Linked DNA regions of Homo sapiens: all the other regions are linked to region 1. The links are chromatin loops, found by intact Hi-C in ENCODE. Cell type or tissue: gastrocnemius medialis. All regions are shown on one strand. Region 1 overlaps KCNQ5 (potassium voltage-gated channel subfamily Q member 5). Region 2 overlaps KCNQ5 (potassium voltage-gated channel subfamily Q member 5). Region 3 overlaps KCNQ5 (potassium voltage-gated channel subfamily Q member 5).

What was found. A loop is a pair of places that touch in the nucleus more often than their neighbours do. Peaks named below come from ENCODE experiments on the same cell type or tissue, not always from the same donor. Only the 100,000 strongest peaks of a DNase experiment are listed, where the experiment ranks them.
Region 2: a loop joins it to region 1, with 4 times the contacts of the local background. A loop is called at or near these places in 3 of 110 quality-filtered maps.
Region 3: it touches region 1 in a loop (7-fold over the local background); 5 of 110 quality-filtered maps call a loop at or near these places.

Annotation. Positions count from the first base shown.
Region 1 is chr6:72,948,753-72,953,752 of GRCh38, forward strand. The region is part of intron 1 of KCNQ5 (potassium voltage-gated channel subfamily Q member 5); the gene reads left to right. The region is part of intron 3 of LOC105377855 (a long non-coding RNA gene); the gene reads right to left. Among named protein-coding and RNA genes, the nearest start is that of MIR4282, 16 kb to the right of the region's middle. In gastrocnemius medialis, no CTCF peak of the experiment used is centred here; DNase peaks (open chromatin) are centred at 1,580 and 1,879; H3K4me3 peaks cover 907 bases; H3K27ac peaks cover 2,196 bases.
Region 2 is chr6:72,817,052-72,822,051 of GRCh38, forward strand. The region is part of intron 1 of KCNQ5 (potassium voltage-gated channel subfamily Q member 5); the gene reads left to right. Among named protein-coding and RNA genes, the nearest start is that of MIR4282, 150 kb to the right of the region's middle. In gastrocnemius medialis, no CTCF peak of the experiment used is centred here; a DNase peak (open chromatin) is centred at 2,730; H3K27ac peaks cover 2,484 bases.
Region 3 is chr6:72,744,401-72,749,400 of GRCh38, forward strand. All of the region lies in intron 1 of KCNQ5 (potassium voltage-gated channel subfamily Q member 5), which reads left to right. Among named protein-coding and RNA genes, the nearest start is that of KCNQ5-IT1, 120 kb to the left of the region's middle. In gastrocnemius medialis, no CTCF peak of the experiment used is centred here; a DNase peak (open chromatin) is centred at 2,061; H3K27ac peaks cover 263 bases.

The sequences.
Region 1 (5,000 bases):
GAAAGCCTGAAAGAGCTTGAATTTTATAAAGAGAAGATGAAGATTTTACATATGATGACTTTAATTGATGTTGACAATATTATCTCCTTGAAATTTCTTAGGATAGGAGGGAAGCATATTTGTGGATCAAAGGAAGTTTTAAACAGCAAACAAATGCACATATACTGTCTTGTTGGAGCCCCATTCTCTCTGAAAAACACTTTTTTTATTTTTTCACTCTTTTTTGGTTAGTATTGTTATTGGATCAAAATCAAAGTAGTGTTCCTTGATTGGCAATGTTCGTATTTTTTTATATTCATTCAGGAAACAGCAGAAAAGAACACTTATTTTTAACTCATTAAAATTAAAACTCAGACACAACATCTTTGGCTTTCTCAAATGGATGCTGAAGGCTGGAAAGTTGAGTCTGGCTTGCAACTAATATTAATTTTCTACAGCATTATATAAATCATCTGCCTGTGCTGTCTCACAGAAAATATAAATAGTGGAAAAATAATTTCCTCTTTTGGAGATATTGTGGCTTTTGGCTCTCATGGTCTAGGCCAAAGGGTGCAAAATAGAATTACATGTGGCAAATAGCATTTCCCACCATGCTAAGTGGAGCAAGATCCTTAGATCCACCATGTTGAAACAGAGCCTCCCATGTAAAGTGGTAGACAAGGACAGCTGTAAATATCCTTGTAATACTTTTGTGTCTCTCCCATTTCTTTAAAGTAGATTATGAAACATCAACATCAATAAATGCAACATTTTTCTGAGCTTATACTCCATATGCATATTGTAGTGCCAATATTATAAACTGTAGAGAAAATTTTTAACTACGTGAGTATAGCTTTAAACATTTTCATATTACATGCATTTTTACATGTACTTCAAGCCAATATTTGATCACATTCAATTTTAACATTTTTGCTCGAAAGTGCCAAAATTTTGCACTGAATGAACACATGAATGAACATTTCTGCAATAGTTAATAAATCACTCTTTCCATTCTTTTTCATAAATCATTATGGGAATAAAACTAGCTGCTGCTCCCACAAAAATTACACTGGAAAGCAAGAATAACATTTCCCTTGCCCTTTCCCTCCCCCAATAAACTAAATTTTTTTTAAATGGTTATCAATTTAATGCTATATTTAACCATGTAAGAAGAACAAAAGTTCTTCCCTTTTTTTCAAAATGCTATACCCTCTCAAATAGTTTTTTATTTAAAACTCTCTTGTACAATCTTTTTATTCAAAACTCTCTACCCTTTTCAAATTTCCAAAAGAGATGAAAAAAAATTGCTTTTGTTCCTTCAGGAGCAGAATTAGTATATCACAGAAATTTCTCTTGAATTATTTTTCAACAAGGATCCTGGAAAGCCACATCACTAAAAATCAAGAATAGCTAAGAAAAACTAAGAATTTTGCCTGCTAGAAGTTTGATCTCTTGCTGCTTTTTAAAAAAATCTGTCTTGATAGCAGTTTTAACATAACTGGTAGCGTATTCAGTATCATTTCTTCATGACATGCCACTAGCAGCCAATCTTGGTAAACAAACTGATTAAAAGATTATCTGTCACCCAGGGTTTCATCATCCTCTACAGTGATTCACTTGTTTGGAATCAAGGCACAGTCTGAAGTCACTGAATGGAGTTGATGAAGCTAATGCTTCACAAATAGAAAATGAAAATCATCTGAAAACCAGGGAGAAAATCCTCACTGATTATCGCCAACTTGTTGGTAGAATTCTAACCGTATGGTTTCCATGCATGAATCACAGGAACCATTGGTTGCAGCAGAGCCCCTCAGCTGTCTCACTTCCTCCAGTGGCATGAGCCTGCTGCTGTACCTTGTATTCACCTGGTGACAGTGATGACCAAGATGTTTACACCTGCTGCAGTGATGAGCACACAGGCATGAGCAGTCCTTCCACAGTTGTGTGTGTGTCGGAGGGCATTGGAGGGGAAGTGAATTCCAAGGGCTGGAGCGGTAGAACAATTCCAATCTAGCATGATCTGTCTTGAATTCTAAGAATATGTTTTCATAACTTGGAGGATGGCCATATCATGGAAGGGGGAAACCCAAATATTGACGCTTTTTGCCTATCATGATGTCATAAGGATTAATCATCCAAATGTAACTTTCTGAGCTCTACAAAAGGTCATGTGAAATCAAATTTCTATTAATAATTAGATTAGATATCTGATCCCAAGCCCTCATAACAATCTTCTCTGGCCTTTTTTGTTACTGCTGCTTAGAGCTGAGAATCCCTGTTTTCTGAAAACTTTAAGCCTGATTTCTAGTTCCTCCTGCCTTTTCCCAGATCCCAAAAAAATCAATGTTAAATCAACTTGAGTATTTTCACATGCAAAGGAAGTATTTGAACATGGAACAAGTGTGGATATTGTCCCAATGATCAGGATTTTCAACTTTCTTGTTCTTCTCAGATCCTCTCTTCCCTCAAAAAATTATTCTGTTAAATTAATTTAACCTCTTAGCCTTCTTTTGTTGTTGTTGATTTTTTGTTGGTTTGTTTTTTGGTTTTTGCTTGTTTGTTTGAGACGGAGTCTTGCTCTGTCGACCAGGCTGGAGTGCAGTGGTGCGATCTCAGCTCACTGCAACCTCTGCCTCCCAGGTTCAACCAATTCTCCCTGCCTCAGCCTCCTGAGTAGCTGAGATTACAGGCACCAACCACCACACCCAGCAAATTTTTTTTTTTTTTTTTTAAGTAGAGAAGAGGTTTCACCCTGTTGGCCAGGTTGGTCTTGAACTCTTGACCTCAGGTGATCCACCCCCTTGGCCTCCCAAAGTGCTGGGATTACGGGTGTGAGCCACTGTTCCTGGCCTAACCCCTTAGCCTTCTATTAATAATACAAAAAGATATGTCCTCCCCTAAGATACGTAACCTTTCAGTAATTATAAAAGTATATACCTGTGCTCAGTTTTTATTTGATGATGCTGTTTTTATTTTATTTTAATCCACAGCTATTTTCCACGAAACATCCTATAGAAGAGATACTTTCTTAGGGATGAGAATTATGTATTACGTACTTAGAACAAGGGCAAAGTTTAACTCTTAGTACATGGCAAAGCTGATCTCATCCCTGAAGAGTGTAATGTACTTCTAGAACTTCATCTTCTATCCAAATCCATTAAATTAAAAGAGATTGAGGGAACTGAGTGGAATAGTCATCAACATTTCACTAAATAAAATGAAATCTCTCTGAAATTAGTTTGGCTTCTACAACTCTAGCTAGACAGAAACATTTGTCCCTGACACACTGAAGTCATTACTTAAGAGCAATTGTGCATTTGGGGAAAAAAATGGCCATTGTAAGTTTGCAAAGTTGAAGGTAAGAAGGATGGATGGTGAAATGGAAGCAAAGAAGGATTCAGTAAGATTAGTATTTTTGGATAAGGATAGTTGATGTGTCACACAACAGAGCCAACTTCAAAGTTTGACTTCAAAGAAAACTCTCCAAGAAAACACACTTGTGCATGTACACAGACACACACACAGAAAGCAAACACAAACACTTGGTAGTTTCTCCCTTTCATTTGTGCTAACAACTTTTCCATTCTACTTGGTCTAGGATTTTCTTTTCCTTTTTGATATGCTTCAAATTTTGCATCCTTGAAAATAAATTTTATTAGACATGATGCTAGGTTCACTTTAGACCCTTGTGTTGTACACTTCTTAATAAACATAGCTCATAACTTCTCCTTCTAGACCACAGTAGTCTAGAATCTGTCTTGCCACTGTGTTAAGAAGCACCCCAAAATTTTAGAAAATATTTTTATAGTGGTGTAAAATTACCTTATTAAAATCAGAAACTCTATAAAATATTTTAGCCTTTTACACCAATGCTAAATTCTAAACCTAATTTCATGTTGTAAATTATTTTCTAGCTTAAGCTGAAGAGTTTAGACCTTGTGACAATCAAAGCCAACTGATCAAATTCTACCTTCTTTGAGGTGCCCTTTCTTGGATAGTAACTGCTTCTTTCCTCAGTAATTTTCTAACTAGCAAAGCTCTTGAAGACCTTTCTCGGGAATCTTCCCTACCATTCATCCCTTCTTTATCATCCTGCCAAAATAATTTCTTCACTGGGACTTTTTGCTATAATTACCTCAATTTTGTTGTTTTAACTTAAAAGTAATAAACTCATATGCTACATCTAGATTACAAATTCCGGAAATAGAGATTGAACTCTTTCCTGCATTTCCTGTTTTTCCTGAGGATCCAGTAATGTGCTCTTGAATGCAATAAATGCTTACTCACCCTCTCCAGTAGGCTATTTCCATCTGATTCTGTCATTCATCCCTTCAGTGATTATTTGTTAAGTACCTAGTGCATTTTGAGCACACTGTGTGGTTCTAGATACACACCACATAGTGAAACAGACTTGGTCCCTGCCCTCGTGGACCTTACAACCCCATGATGAAGGCCACATAACAAGAAACTTCTCTGGACACACATTTTATCCAGTGAAGATGTTTTTAAAATGTGATTAATTAACATTTTTTCAGGTGGACTTTAGCCTGACTTACAGCCAACTAGCTACAAACCAAGATTTCTTTCTTGTGAATAACAATTTAAATTGGCAACTTGTGAATCACAAGATCTTTCCAGTCCTCACTGAATGTGATAAAGCCATTTATGTTGAACCCAGTGTGTGTTTTAGTTGCTTTCTCATAATGTAGGAAATGACATCAACAAATTGTAAAATGTTTAATGACTGAAACAACAATTATACTTAAATTCCTTTTCAAATCCAATGAATCATACTAACCTGTAACCTCTGTCCCTCTCCCTCCCCACAGAATAAGAGCTCCTCTCTTAAGGCAGCCCCCACCAATCCCTGCTGCCCCCTTTAAAATCCCTTCATGCCCATCCCTTCTGTAACTAAGAAATCTTGGACTGTTTGCACCAACTTCAAGAAACATGAAGAGGTCTCACATTTTTAGTTGCCTTTGGAGATGGGAGCAGGATAGACAGAGTCAGGAGTAGAATGA
Region 2 (5,000 bases), 130 kb before region 1:
AGTAAGAATTGTCTAAGAGTAAAATATTGAGGAAGACAAAATGAACATTTGCCTACTTCTACAACCAAGAAGGGATATATGGAAGAGTTCATCTGGAAAGTAAAATCACATTAAAATGCTACAAATTAATGTAGTTATTGTTGTTAATATTATTATCAACACTAATAGAAATGGCATAAACATACCTTCACATTTGCTACTATATATTGAATTAAAAAATGGTAGAGATAAGGCTAAATTTATCCTAGTTCAACAATGATTCAATTCATATGAGAAAACTGAGCATGATTTGTTCGTTTTGAATGCCTTAAACCAAATATTTTAATGTGCATTACTCACAATTAGATTCTAAAAATGTAAAACAAACATGATGCTACAGCACTAGTACAAAGGCAGCAAAAATGCATTTTAAAAGCAGGAATACTACTTCAGAAAAATGTATTAAAATTGAACATGAGCTTGAGAAAGTACCGCTCAGTGCAATCATGGAACCACAATTAAAGCTGGGCAAGACATGGAAGGTTTCCTGATAGCCTTGTTTTATAATTGTAGAAACTGAGGGCCGAGCTCAGTTGCTCATGCCTGTAATCCCAGCACTTTGGGAGGCGGAGGTGGGTGGATCACTTGAGGCCAAGACTGTGAAACTAGCCTGACCATTATGGTGAAACCCTGTCTTTACTAAAAGTACCAAAATTAGGTGGGCGTGGTGGCGCGTGCCTGTAATCCCAGCTACTCAGGAGGCTGAGGTGGGAGGATCGCTTGAGCCCAGGAAGCAGAGGTTGCAGTGAGCCGTGATTGCACCATTGCACTCCAGCCTGGGGGAGAGAGCAAGACTCTGACTCAAAAAAAGAAAAAAAGAAACTGAGGCCCACACAAAAAAAAGAAAAAAAGAAACTGAGGACCAAGGTGTCCAAGAGCCCCATTAAATGAATGCTTAAAGAGAAATCAAGCAAAATCCCTTCCATAAATCAGTAGGATATGTAACACTATGAAAGATTTTATATTGATCAGTTAATTTTTTAAAAAATCGAAGCTCAGTTTGAATGAACCTTAACTTAAAAGTAATAAAATTAGCCCTTTTACATCATAAGAATTTGAAAAAGTTGTGAATAAGCATTCACACATACTTATTTAAACTTGTATTAAATGTGAAGAAAGGCTGATTAATAAAAAGGAAATTTCATTGAGAAATCATGTTAATGTCATCATGGTTTTAACAGGTTAACTTGTTTTCTCTCTTGATTATAACCATACGTCTCTGATTTAATAAATTTTCTGAGTCTGTATTAATACAGTTGTGTGTATTGTTAAGAAATTGTTAGAATTTTTAAAAACGATTTTTCACAGAAAATAAGCATACTGCAAGAAGAAAACAGCAAGGAAGGGTATTTTTCTGAGTACTATACATTTCAGTTGTATTTGTAGTACCTATGTGACAATCTTAATTATTGGTTTTATAAAAGCTAAGATCAGGTAATTTGAAATTTACATAAACATTGCCCTTAATATTTAACTAAAATATAATATAAATTAAATTGGAAATGTTTTATTTGATTTATCTTTTACAGAAGTATAAATATTACAGCATATGAGTTATTTTATTAACCCTTGTGTTAACAATTATTTTTGAGATATTTTGGAACTTTTAATAACAGAATTACTAAATGATTCTTTAATAATTATAAAGTATGTATTATTTTAAAATAATAAATATTTAATTTAAATTTTTAAGTTTTAAAAACATTTTCATATTTTAAATAATTTTTAGTATTTGTTTAAATAATCTTTGATTAATTCTTTAACAAAGAATTAGTGTTTTTAATAACAAGATAAAATTGGCATTGTTTTCTATTTCACAGTAATGCTTCAGTCAGATACATACATATGCTTTGTTAGACATGTTACATGCTCTGAAAAAAGAGTTAATGACTGCGTGCATTCATTATGAGGTAGAAAATTCTTACTACTATTGATCTTGTTATTTCATGATTTGAAAATCTTAAAAGTTAGTAAGATGTGCACTAGATGTAGGGAATTAATGTTTGTTTTTTGGTTTTCTTAACAGTTCGACAATTTTATTTTTATTTATTTTAATTTTTTAATTATTTTTTAAAATTTGTGTGGGTACATCGTAGGTGTATAAATTTATGGTGTATGTGAGATGTTTTGATACAGGAATGCAATGTGAGATAAGCACATCATGGAGAATGGGGTATCCATCCCCTCAAGCATTTATCCTTTGAGTTACAAGAAATCCAACTACATTCTTTAAGTTATTATAAAATAAAGAATTAAGTTATTATTAACTATAGTCGCCCAGCAATAAAGCTACTAAAAAATCAACATATCGATGAATGAAAATACCAGGAATTTAAAATGGAATCATATTACATAACTTGATTCATATTATTTCATAATTTAAAGCCCTTTTTGTACAAATCACTATTAAAATCAGTACTATTTAGTGTTTCTTCCAAGAGTATTCAAAAGTAAGAATTATCTGATATTCCATAAGCAATCCAAGTCAGGAATATCTAATGTGAATGGTTGGTAAAACTGTTGGGGTCCTATAGATACATGCCCTTGCTCCAGGAAAAACTCCTTTCTCCTATCTCCTGGCTTCCAGTCCAGTGTCCCAGGGGCTCTGGCCGACAGGCTAGCATGAGCCATCATGCCTCTTGGTATGTCTCACTGGAGTAATTTCTCACCTATCATGTTTTGCCATCTCAGCTTTGTCCCAGTGCCTCTTGAGCTTCTCCGAAGGTAACCTAAGCTTCCTGTTTGTCTGCCTATTGCAACAGCACCTATTGCCACTTCCTTGGCAGCCTGTTGACTTGGAAATAGAACCCTACATTTGGTTTCTGCTCCTGACACTTTCTGAGCTTCCTCTCTGGTCTTCTCTGCTCCCATTCCTTCCTCTGCCTTTTGCTTTACAGATCCCCTTTTAAAGTCCCTTCCATCTGGGTATTACACTACTCCTCCATTTTTCTCCCTCTTCACATCTGGGTCATTAGAATCCATTGTACCAGTGTAGGCCCATTAAGGACAGATGCTTCCACTCTGCAGTAAGAATTGTGTCTCAGTTTATATTTTTCTCTGTAGACATATGTCAGCTTCTCTTGTCATAGTGTGTGTACATGCAGGTTGAACAAGTAGAGGACCTCACGGTTCCAATTTGAAGTCCAAAATACTATCACCATCAGCTGTAAATTTGGGGAAACTGAGGGACAAAGAGGTTAAATCACTTGGATGAGTCATCCAACTGGTGAGACTATGAACTGGGATTCAAGCTCAGAGAGTCAGGATGACGAAGTGTGTGCTCCTAAACACTTACCTTAATATGAGGGTAAGCAGGCAGGGTGAAATATTGAGGACACTAACAAATCTAGTCACCCTTTACCTGGGTCCTTCTTTTTCTTTCTTTCTTTCTTTCTTTTTTTTTTTGTAAGTTGATTTAATAGGTTGTAAGTTTATCTACGAATTCCAAAAAGTAGGTGTGTTCTTTAATAAGCAGTGTATTTGAGTATCTTGTTTTCCTATAGTGAGGAGAATAAAATATGTAAAAGCAGGAAGACAGAGGAAGCCTGGGTGAAAGGCTCAGAGAATGTGGCAGCATTTTTTTTTCTCTCCTTGGCATCACATCAAAGACAGACTCACAGAAAAAGACAGGCAACCCTCAAGATATTAATGAAATGTATCATTTCCCTCTGTAGTGAGGACCTGCCTCTGATCACCAGTAAAGCCTCAAAGCCATAACAACACATACGGTGTTTATGAATTTAGGATTTTACAGAAGTATTATAAGAGTTGTCATTTTCCAAATAGTGTTTTGTATGTTCATCGTGTACTTGCTGGAACATTTTGTGAGTACATGTACAAACTGTGTCACTGGAGTTTGGCTGGGCTTCTGGAGAAAAGAAGCTGATATATGGATAATGGCAAAGCATGTTGTGACATGGATGCAAGGGCAGAGAAATAAAAGACATAGGTCTCACCAACGACTATGTAGCTTCAAGAGCTGGTGGAATGAGGAAGACAATGTGGGGATGTTGAGACAAAGAGACATAAAAGCAGTAAACCACAAGGGACAGATGGTAGAGGTGTGTCAGGGGTTGCAACTGTATTTTATAAATGGTGGTAGAATATTTGGCCTAGTCACCCAACATTAATGTTCTAAGCAACCTGAAATCTCTCCACAAAAGAAGCTTTCTATGAAATTCCTATTTCATACACTCCAACTGTCCCCTAAGGAGTCATTCTAAAGAAGGAATACAAGAGATCCATCCTGAGTTCTAATTCTCTTCTCTCTAACATGTGGACACTTATAGATATTACCTTTTTCCTTGAGCTCAGCTGCAGCATGCATATAAATAAGAAACAAATTTACTTGTCTACCTCCCAAATAGTCTTTCATTGAATTTCACATATTAGTTCTTGTTACTATGGAAGACATTTGGGGCTAAATATTCCATCACAAATGAAATGCTACAGCCGTTTCTCTCTCCTTCTGAATAGTATTTGTGACAGATTAGCCAGCTGCTCATGAAGTTTCAAGATTTTTTGTTTGGTTTTGTTTTTTTTTTTAATGTATTAGAGTTTTCTCTACTTCTGGTAATTTCTGACATTACAAGTCTCTCAAATCATACCTCTATCTCTTTTGCTTCTGCTTTTATTGAAAAACAATTATTTCTTGCCTGGACTATTTTACTCCTCTTCTGTTGCATTTCTTGGGGCCTGGGTCTGTAGTACCCTCTCACTGCAGTGTCTTAGTGTCATTGCCAAAGCTGCCCTCAGAGAACTCTATGTAGTGATTTCTAGTTTTTCTCTCCAGGTCCCTGGCCATGCTTCTTATTGCCTAATGAACCAGGATCAAGGAGTTCGATCTCTGCATTAGCCTCTGATCACAGCCCCTGAACGGCCCTATCTTATCCTTCGTGCATCCTCTCTGTGACTCTCAGAAAGGCTGTCAGTTTCCTGGTCAGTCTTTTCCCTAATAACCT
Region 3 (5,000 bases), 200 kb before region 1:
GAAGGGGAGATGTTCTGATCTGAAATAAATAAACATCAGAATACTTTTTTCACAATATATGTACTATGATGTTTCTATCAGTAGGAATAGACAGCTATACAAAAGTGAAATAGAAAAAGTGGTAAGAGGGCCAGGCACGGTGGCTCATGCCTGTAATCCCAGTACTTTGGGAGGCCAAGGTGGGCGGATCACCTGAGGTCAGGAGTTCGAGACCAGCCTGGCCGACATGGTGAAACCTTGTCTCTACTAAAAATACAAAAATTAACTGGGTGTGGTGGTGGGAGCCTGTAGTCCCAGCTGCTTGGGAGGCTGAGGCAGGAGAATCACTTGAACCCGGGAGGCAGAGGTTGCAGTGAGCCAAGATCGTTCCACTGCACTCCAGACTGGTGACAGAGCGAGACTCCGTCTAAAAAAAAAAAGAAAAAGAAAAAGAAAAAATGGTAAGAAAGGCAACAGAGGTACAACAGATTTGCTGAGAAATCCTATAGTTAGAATGGGGAAGGTTTTTTGGGAAACATGAGTTAAGGACTGGATATTGAAGCCTGGAATGGATATGGATTTATGGACAGGGAAGGATGATCTATAATACAGAGAAGTATAATTCAACACAGAAATTCTGATTTCTAGGCTATTACTGGAATACACTATTTCAAGGCTATTAATGACTACATTTATGTTATTTTTCCTAAAATATCAGGACCTTTTAATCTAATGACTCAGCTCTTCTGTGTCTCTGTTTTTCTTGCACTTTGTCTTATTGCTTTGCCATTTAAAAATCCAGCCATGAAAGGAATTTTGGAAATTGTGTTCTTTTCCATGTATGTAATTGCTCCTTAAAACTGAAAAGATCAATTAGGAAATTATTGGCTCCTTCGTACTTCTTTTACCACCTCTATTTATTAATTGATTGAATTGGGTTCGCCAGGTTTAGCTCTTTAATATCAGATCAATAAAAGATTAAATGTTTAAATTAAGTGAGCACACATGTAACTTTCACACTCCTTGCAATTTCTAGGAGCCACATCCAATCATTCAGGATTGTCAGTAACGGCAGCAATCAAGGCTAGAATCAGAGTACTTGCAACTTTTCATTCTTTTTCCTAAACTTCAGCCTACATTTATGGGAATAATAATGCAGCCATACTTTCCTCAAACTCAGTTTATATTTTTGTTTGAAATTAAAGCAGCTTTTTGAGACAAGAATTAAGATTGTTGCCCTGATGCTAGTCATAGTGAATTTCTAACCCTTCTAACCCTTCTTAAAAGGAGATGGTCGTATTTGTTTCCTTTGGATGCCGTATCAAATTACCACAAGCTGAGTGGTTCAAAAGAACAGAAATGTACTCTCTCACAGTACTTGATGCCAGAAGTTTGAAGTCAAGGTGTGTCTGAAGGTCATATTCTTTCTGAAGGCTCCAGGGAAGAAGCCTTCCTTGCCTCTTCCTAACATCTAGTGGTTCCTAGCAATCCTTGACCTGTGTTGGCGTGTAGCCGCCTCACTCCGGTCTCTGCCTCTGTCATCACATGGCTTTTTGCCCTCTGTCTCCCCTGTATCTCTAACTCCAAATTTCTCTCTCCTTATAAGGACATCAGTGGTTGAAATTAGGGTCCACTGTAATCCAGTGTGATCACATCTTAATTATATCCGCAAAGACTCTATTTGCAAAAAAAAAAAAAAAAAAAAAAAAAAAAAAAAAAAAAAAAGGGTCACATTCACAAATACCAGAGTTTAGGACTTCAACATTTCTTTATAGGAGACACAAATCAACTCACAACAATGGCATTATTGAAACTTTTTTGTAATTTTTTAGCATTCTATTCTGTGGGATACTTCCCCTCCCAGCCCAGAAATTTATGCCAGTTACTAATTTCATCAAGATTATTCCCCTTGCTACCGATTGCCACCTTATTTAAAAGTCTGCATTATTGTTGACCTGCCCCAAGACCTGGTTTCTTGATACCCAGTCTTCTCTTTCTCATGATTTTCTCCGTGCAACTTGTTAAACTTTTACTTTCTTTCAGAAAGCACTGGGAGGCAGTTCAGATGTACCAGGGTAGACAGGCTAGTGATCAAGGGTGAGTCAGGGATTTGCTGACAGGTACTAATGGGAGTAGTCATTGAACTAAACCTGAAGCAACAGTGAAACAAAACAAGGTTTGCATCACTTCTAAAGAAGATACTTAGAATTGTTTTCTTCCTCTTGCTTCAACAACTACATTGGATATATTTAGCTGAATGCTTTATTTTGACTCTAAGCAAAATCTCATAGCAACATCTTTTCTTTCAAAGTACCATTAATGTAATTTTGAGTACAGGAATAAGGAAAAAAGTTAGAAAATTTCATTGAGGATAATAAATTGAGACCAAACACTACCAGATAATACATCAAGAACATTAACATTAACAACATCCTTTTATGTTATGCTACATTCTTGTGTTAAACTAATGTATACCATACATTATAGATACTAATGTAGTAGTTGCGGAAAATAATGACGCTCTTTGATTCTATCTAGCAGAACTGCAAACTCTTAATTATAATAACAAAAGATTATGTGTTACACTCTAAGTCTTGCCTAGAATGATACAAGATATGGATTTTGAGTTATTTTAAGGATTATAATCCTTATATTTATGTTCTAGTTCAGGGGTTGATGATAACCTAAGGTCCAGAATTTGGATAGGAAAAAAAATGTATTTGTTTTTCCTAACTCTAACTGATATTTGATATCTCCTTCAATTATTAATGTAAGCCACAAACCTCAGGGGTTATGGCATCAATAGAAATCCTAGATTAATTTTAAATTATATCACAGGTATTGAATATATCTCAAATATAATTTATACTTAGCACTTCTTCAGAATTATGTTAGCTACTTAGACCTGCTGTGATACCTTATTTAATGCATTAATAAAGAATTCTTTTAATATTTTGATAACTATTTCTATATACTCATTTTTCCTTGGAATATTTTTATTTTATGCATTTTAAAACAATTCTGTTGAAAATAGTTCCTCGGGCTTCATGGGACTGCCAAAGTGGCCCATGACACAAAATCGGATAAAAATTTCTCTGCTAGTTTTAGTACCTTCTGTTTCATGATGGCAAATTAAAAGGCAGGTTCAAATGTCAGCATTATATACTACAATTTTCTTTCTTTCTCAGTCAGACAATTCATTAATCATCTGATATTTTTTATAATACTATACCTAACATGGGGATAAATGACTGAAAAAACAGGGTTGTAAAAATAGAAGCATAGCATACATTCCTGTCCTCAATGATATTCAGTCTAGTTAGTTACATAGCATATGAATTGCCATTGTCCATATCATATCTTAAAATAATTCTTATACTGTATTTTTATAATGCTTAAAAAATGTACTCAAAATGCTGTCCTCTGTAAGAACTCATTGAACACCTTCAACAGGGTTGTTAAATTGGTAAAGCAAGATCCTACTAGGTTTATAAATAAAGAAAAGGCTTTCCCTTAAGTAGTGAGAGATGAAGCAAGAAAACACTCAGCTCTCCCAAACTGTAGTTCAGTGGGACTTTCATTTCACATCATTTCCTTAGAAAAATCCTACGTCAGAAAATCTTCAGTCTTTTTCGTTGTATAATCTATACATCTCCGAAAAGTGTAAGATGGCTTGTTAAGAATAAAGTGTGGTTTGGTTGTGTAAGACCAACCAGAAAGGGGAAAGGGAAGAGGAATGATGTTGAGATTGGGAGAGTAGTTGCTGTCTGTGATCTTTTATACAGTTGATGTGTGATAGTTGTTTGTTTGTTTGTTTGTTTTTTTAATTCCAACCTGTTCTTAAATGCAAATACAAAAACTAGAGAAAGAGATGGAATCAAGCTAAGGTTAAACTCAAAAGTGACTTCAGTATCAACTTGTTGGTTGTATGTAGCCTTTCTGTCACAGAACTGTGCCCTGGGTTCTTTTTACTCAAAAAGTATTCCATAAAACAACCGCCTATTGGTGCATTACTTCACAGCCTGTTATGAATGAGAATCTTGAGTCCCACCCCAGACTTAATGAATCAGAATCTGCATGTTAACAAAATTCTCAAGTGATTTGAATATACAGCAAAATTTGAGAACCACAGATGACTTTCAATTCACCCATAATAACTGAGAAAAGACTGTAAATTCCTACACCTTGTTCTTCCATAATTTAAGGAGTTTCTTGCTTTGTTTCTACCTTCATTAAGGGATATGAGGCCCATGCTAAGAAAAATGCGTTTAATAACTACTTTGAGTGAAAAATCTCACTAAATCAGGCAGTTGTTCCTAAAGAGAATTTAAACAGATTTTCATCATAGACAGCATGGTATCTGAGACAAACCTGCCCCTGTTGGTGCTGTACCAGGCAAACTCAGTGAATGTAAGTGGGAAATGTTTTGGGAGAACAAGAAAGCCCAAGTATTGCATTTAGGCAAATCATAAGTGCATAGTGTGCCAGAGAAAACAAATGTTTTTCCTGCACTGGCTCTGACACGTTCACACATGAATGTGTTTCATTCAGAAAAAGTAAAGGCTCTAGAATGGCACAGTCTGGTTTTATGAGAAACAGATGTGCCATGGTTCACCCACTCCCTGACCACCTGTGGTTTGCCCATGACTCAACTTTCTTGAATGAGGGGAGTTAACTCTTGGATTCTGAACAAACTCTAAATTACATATTTATTTTCTTCCTCCTCATACTTCTTTTCACCACTCATTGCCATGATAGAACCTTACAATTCTGAGAAGTTTGAATTCTCAACACCCCAAAACATTTTCATTTAAAGTTGAATCCTTGCTAAAGGTGAATCCTTGCTCTGATATTTAGATTGAGATTCTGTTAAAAGTTCAAATAGAATACCAATTTATCCAGCTAGTTAGAGTGATTTTTGGTTTATATTTTAAAGCCACCTGGTTATGAGGTATCTTTACTTACTGCCTATTTTGTTGGTTGAGGATAGGAATTATTACCAGTCAGAAATATGCTTTTGA